Linked DNA regions of Homo sapiens: region 2 is linked to region 1. Evidence: chromatin loops called from intact Hi-C (ENCODE). Cell type or tissue: ovary. All regions are shown on one strand.

What was found. Peaks named below come from ENCODE experiments on the same cell type or tissue, not always from the same donor. Only the 100,000 strongest peaks of a DNase experiment are listed, where the experiment ranks them.
Region 2: a loop joins it to region 1, with 5 times the contacts of the local background. A loop is called at or near these places in 1 of 110 quality-filtered maps.

What each region holds. Positions count from the first base shown.
Region 1 is chr7:4,079,556-4,084,555 of GRCh38, reverse strand. It overlaps SDK1 (sidekick cell adhesion molecule 1), which reads right to left. Exons shown (of 45, transcript NM_152744.4): 22 at 4,972-5,000. Among named protein-coding and RNA genes, the nearest start is that of FOXK1, 600 kb to the left of the region's middle. In ovary, no CTCF peak of the experiment used is centred here; no DNase peak of the experiment used is centred here.
Region 2 is chr7:4,186,394-4,191,393 of GRCh38, reverse strand. All of the region lies in intron 35 of SDK1 (sidekick cell adhesion molecule 1), which reads right to left. Among named protein-coding and RNA genes, the nearest start is that of FOXK1, 490 kb to the left of the region's middle. RefSeq lists enhancers at 476-1,356, 4,038-4,783. In ovary, no CTCF peak of the experiment used is centred here; a DNase peak (open chromatin) is centred at 2,136; H3K27ac peaks cover 368 bases.

The sequences.
Region 1 (5,000 bases):
GCTGGGAGCGAGGAGATCCACCTTGGTGCTCAGGTTATCGTCTTTAAACAGCATTTGACACTCATGAAACCAAGGCCCTGCAGGCATGGCTCCATCTCAGCTTGAGGCAGGAAGTCATCAAAGAGTGGAGCCTCATGCCGGAGCCCCAGGATACGAAAGCCTCCCTAGGCCAAAGACAGGCCAATTCTAGGTTCAAAAAGAATAATGACTGCAGGTGACTGAAACCCACTGAACAGGTAAGAACCTATGCTTTCATGATGATACTCAGCAAAAGAGATCACAAGACAGAAAAAGAAAGAAAAATCTATTTAACATTGGAAGTAACCAGGGGACCAATTCCTCACCCTGGAAACTGGTAATTAAGGGAAAAGAATTAAGCATTTATTCTGCCTTCCTGCATTTGAGAGTAACTAAATAGTCTGAGGGATGAGCAGAGATGCTTCTTTTTAGAGTTCCAACAGCTAAATGAGGAAAGACTGATAGAAATATAAAATTATCATCTTGAATATCCTAAGAACATAATTAATTCAGGCAAAGATCATGGATGGATGAGACCATTAGATAAAAAGCTGATGGAGAAATTCACAAGGTAGGCATCAGGCTGCTACGCTCTGCCACCCAACTTAGCATCCCTGAGTGGGGCGACTAGACCTACGTGCCCCCACCCTGCTGTAGTAACAGGGAAGCAGTCTTAGGGAGGGAGGGAGACAGACAGAGAGAGAGAGGAAGGGAGAGAGGAAGAAAGGAAGGAAGGGAGGGAGAGAGGAAAGGAGGGAGGAAAGAAGGGAGGGAGGGAGACAGGAAGTAAAGGAAGGGAGGGATGGAGGAAGTAAAGAAGGGAGGGAGGAAGTAAAGGAGGGAGGGAAGAAGTGAAGGGAGAGAGGGAGGAAAGAAGGGAGGGGTGGAGGAAGGAAGGAAGGAAAGGAGGGAGGGAGGGACAAGAGAAGGGAGGGAGAGAAGAAGGAAAGAAGGGAGGAGGGAGGCAAAAAGGAAGGAAGGGAGGGAGGGAGGGAGGGAGGGAGGGAGGGAGGAGTGGAAATGGAATCTACCAGTTCTTTGCAATGAACTTCCAGTTTACAGGGCAAACGGGGTAGAGGAACAGGTCAAGTGACCCCACAAGGATGTAACCAGGTGCATCTCCAATGCAGATGTCCCATGGGATGACTGGCTGGGTTTTCTCAACGAGGCAACTGCATGGGGGAAAAGAGTGGGGGATTCCACTAGATTAACAGAGCTGTAACCTATAGTGACAGGAAGCAGATGAGTGGTTGTGGGGACGGGGAGGGTTGGTAGGGAGGGATAGTGGGGGCTGCAAGGACACCTTTGAGGGTGAGGAACCTGTTCATTATCTCATCTGTGGTCACAGCTTCCCAGGTGTGTGTATATGTGTAGCTAAGTCAAAAGCTGTCAAACTGTCCATCTTAAATATATGCAGTTTAAACCTGTATGTCAATTGCAACTCAATAAAGCTGTTAACATTTTTTTTTAACAATTTGAGAGACATGACAACAAAATGAATAGTGTGAACCCTGCGTGAATCCTACTTTTATCAAAACCACCGTAAAGAGATGTTTTGGAAAATTTGGGGGAATCTGAGTGTGAACTGACTATTAGATGATATTAAAATGTTCAAATTGCCAGGTGCGGTGGCTCATGCCTATAATCACAGCACTTTGGGAGGCCGAGGCTGACAGATCGCTTGAACTCAGGAGTTCGAGACCAGCCTGGGCAACACAGCAAAACCCTGTCTCTACCAAAAATATAAAAAGTTAGCTGGTGTGGTGGCACACGCCTGTGGTCCTAGCTACTCAGGAGGCTGAGATGAGAGGATTGCTTGAGCCCAGGAGGCAGAGGTTGTAGTGAGCCGAGATCATACCACTTCACTCCTGTCTGGGTGACAGAGTGAGATTCTATCTCAAAAAAATAATAATAATTTTATCAGGTGTGACAATGGTATCATGAGAAAAGACATCCATATTTTCATGTAAAAATTTCTTTTCTTTTCTTTTTTTTTTTTTTTTGAGACAGAATCTCACTCTGTTGCCCAGGCTGAAGTACAGTGGCATGATCTCAGCTCACTGCAAACTCCGCCTCCCAGGTTCAAGCGATTCTCCTGCTTCAGCTTCCTGAATAGCTGGGATTACAGACGTGCGCCACCATGCCTGGCTAATTTTTGTATTTTTAGTAGAGATGGGGTTTCACATGTTGGCCAGGCTGGCCTCGAACTCCCAACCTCAAGTGATCCGCCTGCCTTGGTCTCCTAAAGTGTGGATTACAGGTGTGAGCCATCACGCCTGGCCAAAGTTTTCACTGAAGTAAGACATACAGGCAAGCTCACAGACGACTGGTGTATACACAAAATAAGCACCCAGATCAAAAGACAGCACTCCTGCCATTCCAGACGCCCCCTCCTCAGGTGGCCCCCTCCCAGTCACTGTCACCCCCACGGTAAGTAACCACAAGGGTCCCAGGAAAACCTGTTATTCCAACACCAAAGATTACTTCTTCCTGTTTTGGAACATTCTATAAATGGAATCACACAGTATATGCTCCAAGCAGGGGTCTGGTTTTCCTTTTGTTAAACATTATGCCTGTGAAATTCATCCATATTGGCATGTGAACAGGCATTTTAGACACATGTGTGATGTGTATGGGGGAAAAGTGACATGTGGTCTGAAATATGCTTCAAAATACGCCAATAAAAAACCAGGGATGGATGGATGCAGCAAAATCTTGAGGATCATTGACTTTTGCTGATGGGTATAAGAGGGCTTACTCTATTCTTCCTTTTGCATATATTTAAGATGTTTTACATTAAAAATGTAAAACCTCTTTACAGGTCAGGTGCGGTGGCTCATGCCTGTAATCCCAGCGATTTGGGAGGCCGAGGCAGGCGGATCACGAGGTCAGGAGATCCAGACCATCCTGGCTAACATGGTGAAACCCCGTCTCTACTAAAATACAAAAAATTGGCTGGGTGGGTGGCGGGTGCCTGTAGCCCCAGCTACTCGGGAGGCTGAGGCAGGGGGAATCACTTGAACCTGGGAGGAAGAGCTTGCAGTGAGCTGAGAAGGCGCCACTGCACTCCAGCTTGGCGACAGAGCAAGATTCTGTCTCAAAAAAAAAAAAATTAAAGAAACAGGTTGTATGACATAAAGCTAGGATACTATGGCCAAGAAACTGTGGTGAGGGTCCCCACATCACTCCTTGTCTTTCCCTCCCAGATGAGCTGAAATGCAACACTCTCAGACTCTCCTGCAGTGACACAGGGCCACGTTGCCCAAGTTCTGGGCAACGGAACATGGGCCAAAGGAGCGTCATCCACTCCTAGGCCTGCCTGGATGCACAGATGAGCTTTTGTATGTTGAGCCCTGAAGACGCTGGCGTTTCTGTCGCTGTGGCCTGCCTAGCCCTAGCGTAACACCACATTCTAAAGCCTGCAGAGAGCGCTGCCTCCTGGCCTCAGCTATGCGGCATCGTCAGACACCAAAGACCACAGCGCGTGCTTCTGCGGGCCTAAAAGTATTGCCTGGCTACTTCTGCAGATGGATTTTAATAGTAGAATTGGTTTTCATGAGACATTGTGATTCTTGTCCTATATTTAATCCTAAGCGTTTTAAAGTTTGCTTTCATCAATTTAGTCTTCATTTGCTGAAGACTGATTTTCTTTTTTCTTTTTTTATTGTAATTTTATTATTATTATACTTTAAGTTTTAGGGTACGTGTGCACAATGTGCAGGTTTGTTACATATGTATACATGTGCCATGTTGGTGTGCTGCACCCATTAACTCGTCTTTTAGCATTAGGTGTATCTCCCAATGCTATCCCTCCCCACCCCCTCAACGCCACAACAGTCCCTGGTGTGTGATGATGTGAGGTAGGGCTCTACTGCTATTTTTCCTAAGTAAATAATTGTTCCAGCCCCATTTGTGGGTCAGTCCCATCCAGATGGTTTGCGCCTTCAGGATCCTCCTTAGACTTTCAGAAATGTTTGCTTAATGAAACTTTTGAAGAGGTAGATAGGATTTGTTCCCTAATTTACGGCCAATTTCCAGGAGTGGATCGTCTTGCAGTATAGCATAAGTACAGTCATGAAAACCACAAGGATTTTACTACAGATAATAACTATTTTGAAACTTTACTACTCCTCATAATTTGGCCCTTTATCTTTTTCCTCCTGCTTTTATTGGAACATGGAAGTGGCAGATTGCACGGCTTCACCAATGCCAGCATGATCCTATTCAAGCCTGGCACTGTCCCGGACCCCTGCGTGCTCCAGCACTTGCACAGCTGGAGTCGGACCGGAAGTCTCTCGGCGGAGTCCACTCTCTCAAGTCCTGTGGAACCCGCCCCCAGCTCTCCCCAGACTCACTCCCTGCCACCGCAGGGCTTGCTCCCCTCCCTCCAGCACCCACCCTCCTCGCTGTCCCTCAAATATAACAGCTTTCCCACAGCTGGAGGTCTTTCTTTCCCAGACAGCACTTTTCTCCTCGACAGCAGAAACTCAGCCAGCTTTGTCTACTGCAATAGCCCCCGTGCTCAGAATAGTGCCTGCTGATAGAACAATCGTCTCTAAAAATATTGTTGAATGAATGCATAGCTAATGACACACAAGCTGTACCAAGCAATTAATCCTATTAGTATATTTAGTAGCTAATTGTGATATAGAATTTTTAAAAACTCAATCAACGACACTATCCAATTTTGGGTACCTATTTTGAATCACAACTTTCATTTTAACCCTTCTTATCCTTGTCTTATCACCTGGTAGGACCCCGGCCTGACATCTTGTTCTTTGTCTTCCTACATTCTGCCCTGGTATCTGGGCTATCTCCAGCCCCTGGTTCTCCCTCTCCAAGCACACCCATCTCCCCGACACCCCAAGCCATCATCTGCAGGGGTACCACTCATTCACAGGCCCCAACACTGCTCTTCGCAAATGCCAGCTCCCAGTCTAACGACACACGTACCTGCCCCTCAACAATCCACCTGGAGATGG
Region 2 (5,000 bases), 110 kb before region 1:
TCTACAGTGATGGACGTCAGATGAGTAATACTACCAGCCCGCCACCAAGGTCTCCTGGGCATCTGCCGGGCTGTGCGTGTGAAGCCTGAGCACGAAAGGGAACCCTGGCCTGGGGGCCAGGAGGACACCCATGTGACCGCGGCGGGGGAGGGCCTGGGGGCCAGGAGGACACCCACCGTGACTGCGGCGGGGGAGGGCCTGGGGGCCATGAGGACACCCACTGTGACCGCCGCGGGGTTGGCCTGGCAGGACCTCAGAGTCCCTGGGGCCAGTCTCAGGAGTGAGCTTGATTTTTCCCGCATACATAACAGGGATCCCCTGAAGGGTGGAAACAGAAAGTGAGGGGATGGGATTTGCATTTCACAAGGGTCACCCCAGCAGAAGTGTAGAGGATGGGTGGACACAGGCCCCAGAGGCTTCCCTGAGAGCCCCCGCCCAGAGAAGCCTGGCTAGGCTCGCACCTGTGGGCAAGGAGCCTCCCCGCCCTCCACCCTCCGGCCCAGCATTGATGAGGCTGGTGTCAAGCCCATCCTCCCTCGGGGGCTGTGTCTGCCTAGGGGCACCACAGCTCCATCCTGGGAGCTCTCTGAGAAGCTGCTCCTATCACCCGCCCTTTGGCAAGAGGCTGTCCCGGGATAGCGTATGCTGCAGAGAGCCTGAAGGAAGCCGTGAATTCTGAAATACTCCCTGGCATGGGGAAGGGGTGGGCCAAGCTCCCAGTCAGTCAGCAGTGCCTGTGCACAGCCTGCTGTGGGCCGGGTGCAGCGCATTGGAGAATCCCCCACGGCGGAGGCACCTGCATCCCACAGTCTCTCCACTCTGCACTCCTTGGCGAGGGCTTCTTAGTGCATTTGTGCCTGAAGGGAACGTCTGAAACAACACGAGCTGGAGCCCAGAGGGTGGGATAGCGCCCGGGGAGCCCCCTGCGGACTCCGGATAAAGCTGACTCATCACTCTCATCTGTGAAACGGAGCAACGGTTCCCACCCAGGGGATGGTGACCATCTGTGACCAGCACAGTAGGCTTTCGGCAGATGTTTATCCATCATCCAGGACCGTGTAGACAGCCCTGTACGCAGCACAGCCCACCGGCATCAGTTGGAGAGACTGTGGCCGCAGAAATGACAGGGGCGGCCTGTGGTTTGCACAATGTCATTATCGCGTGATATGTTAATAATTACCCAGGGAGCCCTGGGAACGTCGATGATGAGACAGTGCAGCCTGTGGAGTCGGGGTTGCGACGTTAATTACCCTGTAAACAGGTGCCATTCACTCTTCCCTACAAACACATGTTTTCAAACTGGCGTCACTGAAGCCTTTTAATTTCACTTAATAGGCACTAGGACTGGCTTTATTTGTCACTAGCGGGAGCTGAAACAGCTAGAAGCTGTGCTTTTTTTTTTCTCTCATTCCAACCAACTGTAATTAAAAACTTGGAGCACTTAGAAGAAAGGTGGGACCCATATTGTACGACAATTTTTTCATTCTTAAAAACAGCAAACAGATATTTTCAAGACACTTTTCTGTCTTCCACAGCCACATGTACACCAGGAACAACCAAACACCACCTAAAGCCACCAACTGATTTTATTTTATTTATTTTTTGAGACGGAGTCTCACTCAATTGCCATGGCTGCAGTGCAGTGGCACAATCTCGGCTCACTACAACCTCTGCTTCCTGGGTTCAAGCGATATCCAGCTAATTTTTGTATTTTTAGTAGAGATGGGGTTTCACCAGGCTGGTTTCGAACTCCTGACCTCAAGTAATCCACCCGCCTTGGCCTCTCAAAGTGCTAGGATTACAGGCATGAGCCACCATGCCTGGCCGGCCGAGTGATTTTAAATGCTGAGCATGGGTATCTGTCTGTCTTCTGTTTTTGGTGAAAGTTGCGGGGCTAAAGGCCACAGTGCTGGACACTCGGCTCTCATCTGAGCTGGGCAGCCACTCCCCATTGGGTGTGGAAAAAAGGCAAGTCCTGGCTCGCTTTTTGGGGAAAACCTATGTTGCTCTTTTTGCTGGACTAATATTTAACATGCCTGAGTAACCATGTGAGCCTCAGCCTTGAGCTGCGATTGGCGGTGGGCAGAGCAGGGACGAGCCATTACAATACCCAGGCTCACAGCAACCGCCGCAATAAAACTGCCAGGAATGACTTGACAAGCAACAGCAGGACCTGCACCAGGAGCGCTGCCAGCCCAGCAGCACCGTGCCAGAGGGACAGCCAGCTCCCGGGAGCAAGCATGAATAGACGAAAAGGAGGAAGACGGCGAGGATTTCCAAATCCCTTTACTATTTAATACGTTTCCATCAAAATCCCAGGAGCATTTGCTTTTTTTTAAGAACTTGCCAAAATGATTGTAAAATTCATAGAATGGCTGAGAAATTTTAGAAAACAAAGAGGAATAAGACAAGCCCTCCTAAACATGAAAAAAATGTGTAACAAACTGATGTAAATGAAAGCTTTAGAAGTACTAGGGCAACAGTAAAGATGTCTGTGGAACGAAGGAATGTCTTCAGACAGACTTGACTGTGTGTAAGAATTTAAACCATGATTAAGACGCACCACAAAGCAATTAAAAATCAATAGATGGTTTCGGGGGAAAAAACTTCTCTGGAAACAAATGATCCATTTAGAAGCTCACTTCATGCCAGGCTCCAGAATTAATTCCAGGAGGATGAAAGAGTTTTTTTTTTCTTTCTTTCTTTTTTTTTTTGATGAAAGAGTTTAATGGAAAACATAAAACCATGAAAATTATGAAAAAATATCTGGGTGAATATTTACTTGGTCTCAAAATGGGAAGGAGAGATGCCTCAGATATGGAGGTTTGAGCACACAACCACTTAAACACAATAAAATTAAAGACAAAGTATTTGCCATAGACATGATCAAACATGATATCCCTAATATATAAGAAGCTCTAAGAAATCAACACAAAACACTAAGACCCATTAAAATAAAATGGAGACCAGGCTTGAGAATCCCCTGAGCAAAGCCCATTAAGCCGTGGAGACAACCTTGACCTTGCTGGTTCTGCAAACCTAAACAAAACTTAACCTGGGCTATTTCTTGTAAATGCCCATATTAAAGAAAAATAAAACTTAAGCCCAACCAATCAGAAGCCGCCAACAACTTACTGAGGGCACCTCAGGACGTTGGCTGTAGCAACTAGCTTGAGGACAGATATGCAACTAAAGGCAGATATACAGCTAGTGATATGGTTGGGCTGTGCCCCCACCCAAATCTCACCTTGAATTGTAGCTCCCATAATTCTCACATGTTGCGGAAGAGGCCCAGCGAGAGAGAATTGAATCATGGGAGTGGTTTTCCCCATGCTGTTCTCATGGTAGTGAATACGTCTCACAAGAGCTGATGATTTTATAAGGGGTTGGCTCTCATTCTCTCTTGCCTGCCACCATTTAAGACGTGCCTTTCACCTTCCCCAGCCACGTGGAACTGGGAGTCCGTTCAACCTCTTTTTCTTTATAAATTACCCAGTCTTGGCTATGTCTTTATCAGCAGCATGAAAACCAATACAACTAGGAATTTTCTAACAGTTGAGACTGAAGAAGGCAACAACATACTCTTATCAAGTATTTTCTTTGTCCAGCTCCCACATTCACACCATAAAAACGTTCCCCTTGTGTTCCCTTCCCAGAACCCCAAACCACCTTTGGACTGGTGCTGCCTGATTCATGAATTGCTGTCTGCTCGAATAAACTCTTCTAACATTTTGTGTCTCAGTTTACCTTGTAACAGACCCCCATGCAAAAAATAGCCATGAGCTCTGCAGGCATTTAATCACAGACCAGTCATTTAAAAGCCCATCTAGGAAAATAATAATGAGATACCTTCTTGCCTAATAAACTAGGAAAGATTTAAAAGCAGGAGGAAAGAGGAATGCAACCTGAGCCCTGTATCTGGTCACCGCTGCAGGGTGTCAATTAGCTGAAGTATTTCAAAGGTGAAAAATGTTCATGTCATTGGACCAGAAGTTCTGCTTCTAGCGTTTTATCCCAAGGCAGGCATTGGAGACGTTGGAAAAGATTTGTAACAGTGTTCAGAGTAGCTTCATTTCTAATAGCAAGGTGCTGGACCCATAGTCTTGTGCAAATGTATTGGATGATGGAAAATAATGGTAATAATGCCGTGGGTTAACTATGGAGGTTTACCCCCACATGGGACCCAGCCCTCCCCACTCCCTCAGGTGCCCCCTGCCTCATCCCTGGACTTGGCCCCCGTGCCTCATGTAGCAGCAAGCCCACCTGTCCTCTCTCACAGTCCCTCACACAGACATAACACACCCAACATGCACACAACCCACACTGCAAACACAGTCAAGATGGGTCCCAAGCCCCACTCCGAACCACAGTGTGGCTCTTGAGCCCCTCCTAGGTAGACATGCTGGAGCCCCTACTACTTGCAGCCCCCAGAAGGAGGCTACAGATGCCAGGGGTGGCAATCCCAGGTCTGGCCACTACTAGACCCCAAAGCACAGGGCAAGAACTGGAGAAGGCCCGTGGAGGAGGAGGCTAGGAGGGGCGCCTTCCTCCCCAAAGAAGGGCCATGCCTGTACCCGCACTGTCTATACGGGCCCAGGAGATTCCAAGGCACCTCCTAGACTCACTGGACAGACAGCAGGCATGCTCACAGCATTTGAGGGCTTAGTGAGGTGGGCTGGGGGCTTCTGGTCTCTCCCTAGGAAGCTGGAGCAGCGGGGGGCTCTACTCATTGACGGCAGCCCTTCCTCCTGATTCACCCCAACCCAGCTTCCCAGCTGTAGGCCCCAGAAGCCCCCAGGACCGCCGAGTGACCTAAACCATCAGTGGCAGGGCTCAGCAGGTGGGGAAGGCGAGCCGGCTCCGGGGACGAGCTAAGGGTCGAGGGAACCACGAGGCCACAGGCTCCAAGGAGGCGGCCTATGTGGGGACACAGCACCTCTTTTTATTTGGAGGCTCTGTCCTGGGGCAGCTGCCACTAACTCTGGCTAAAGAGCGACCCT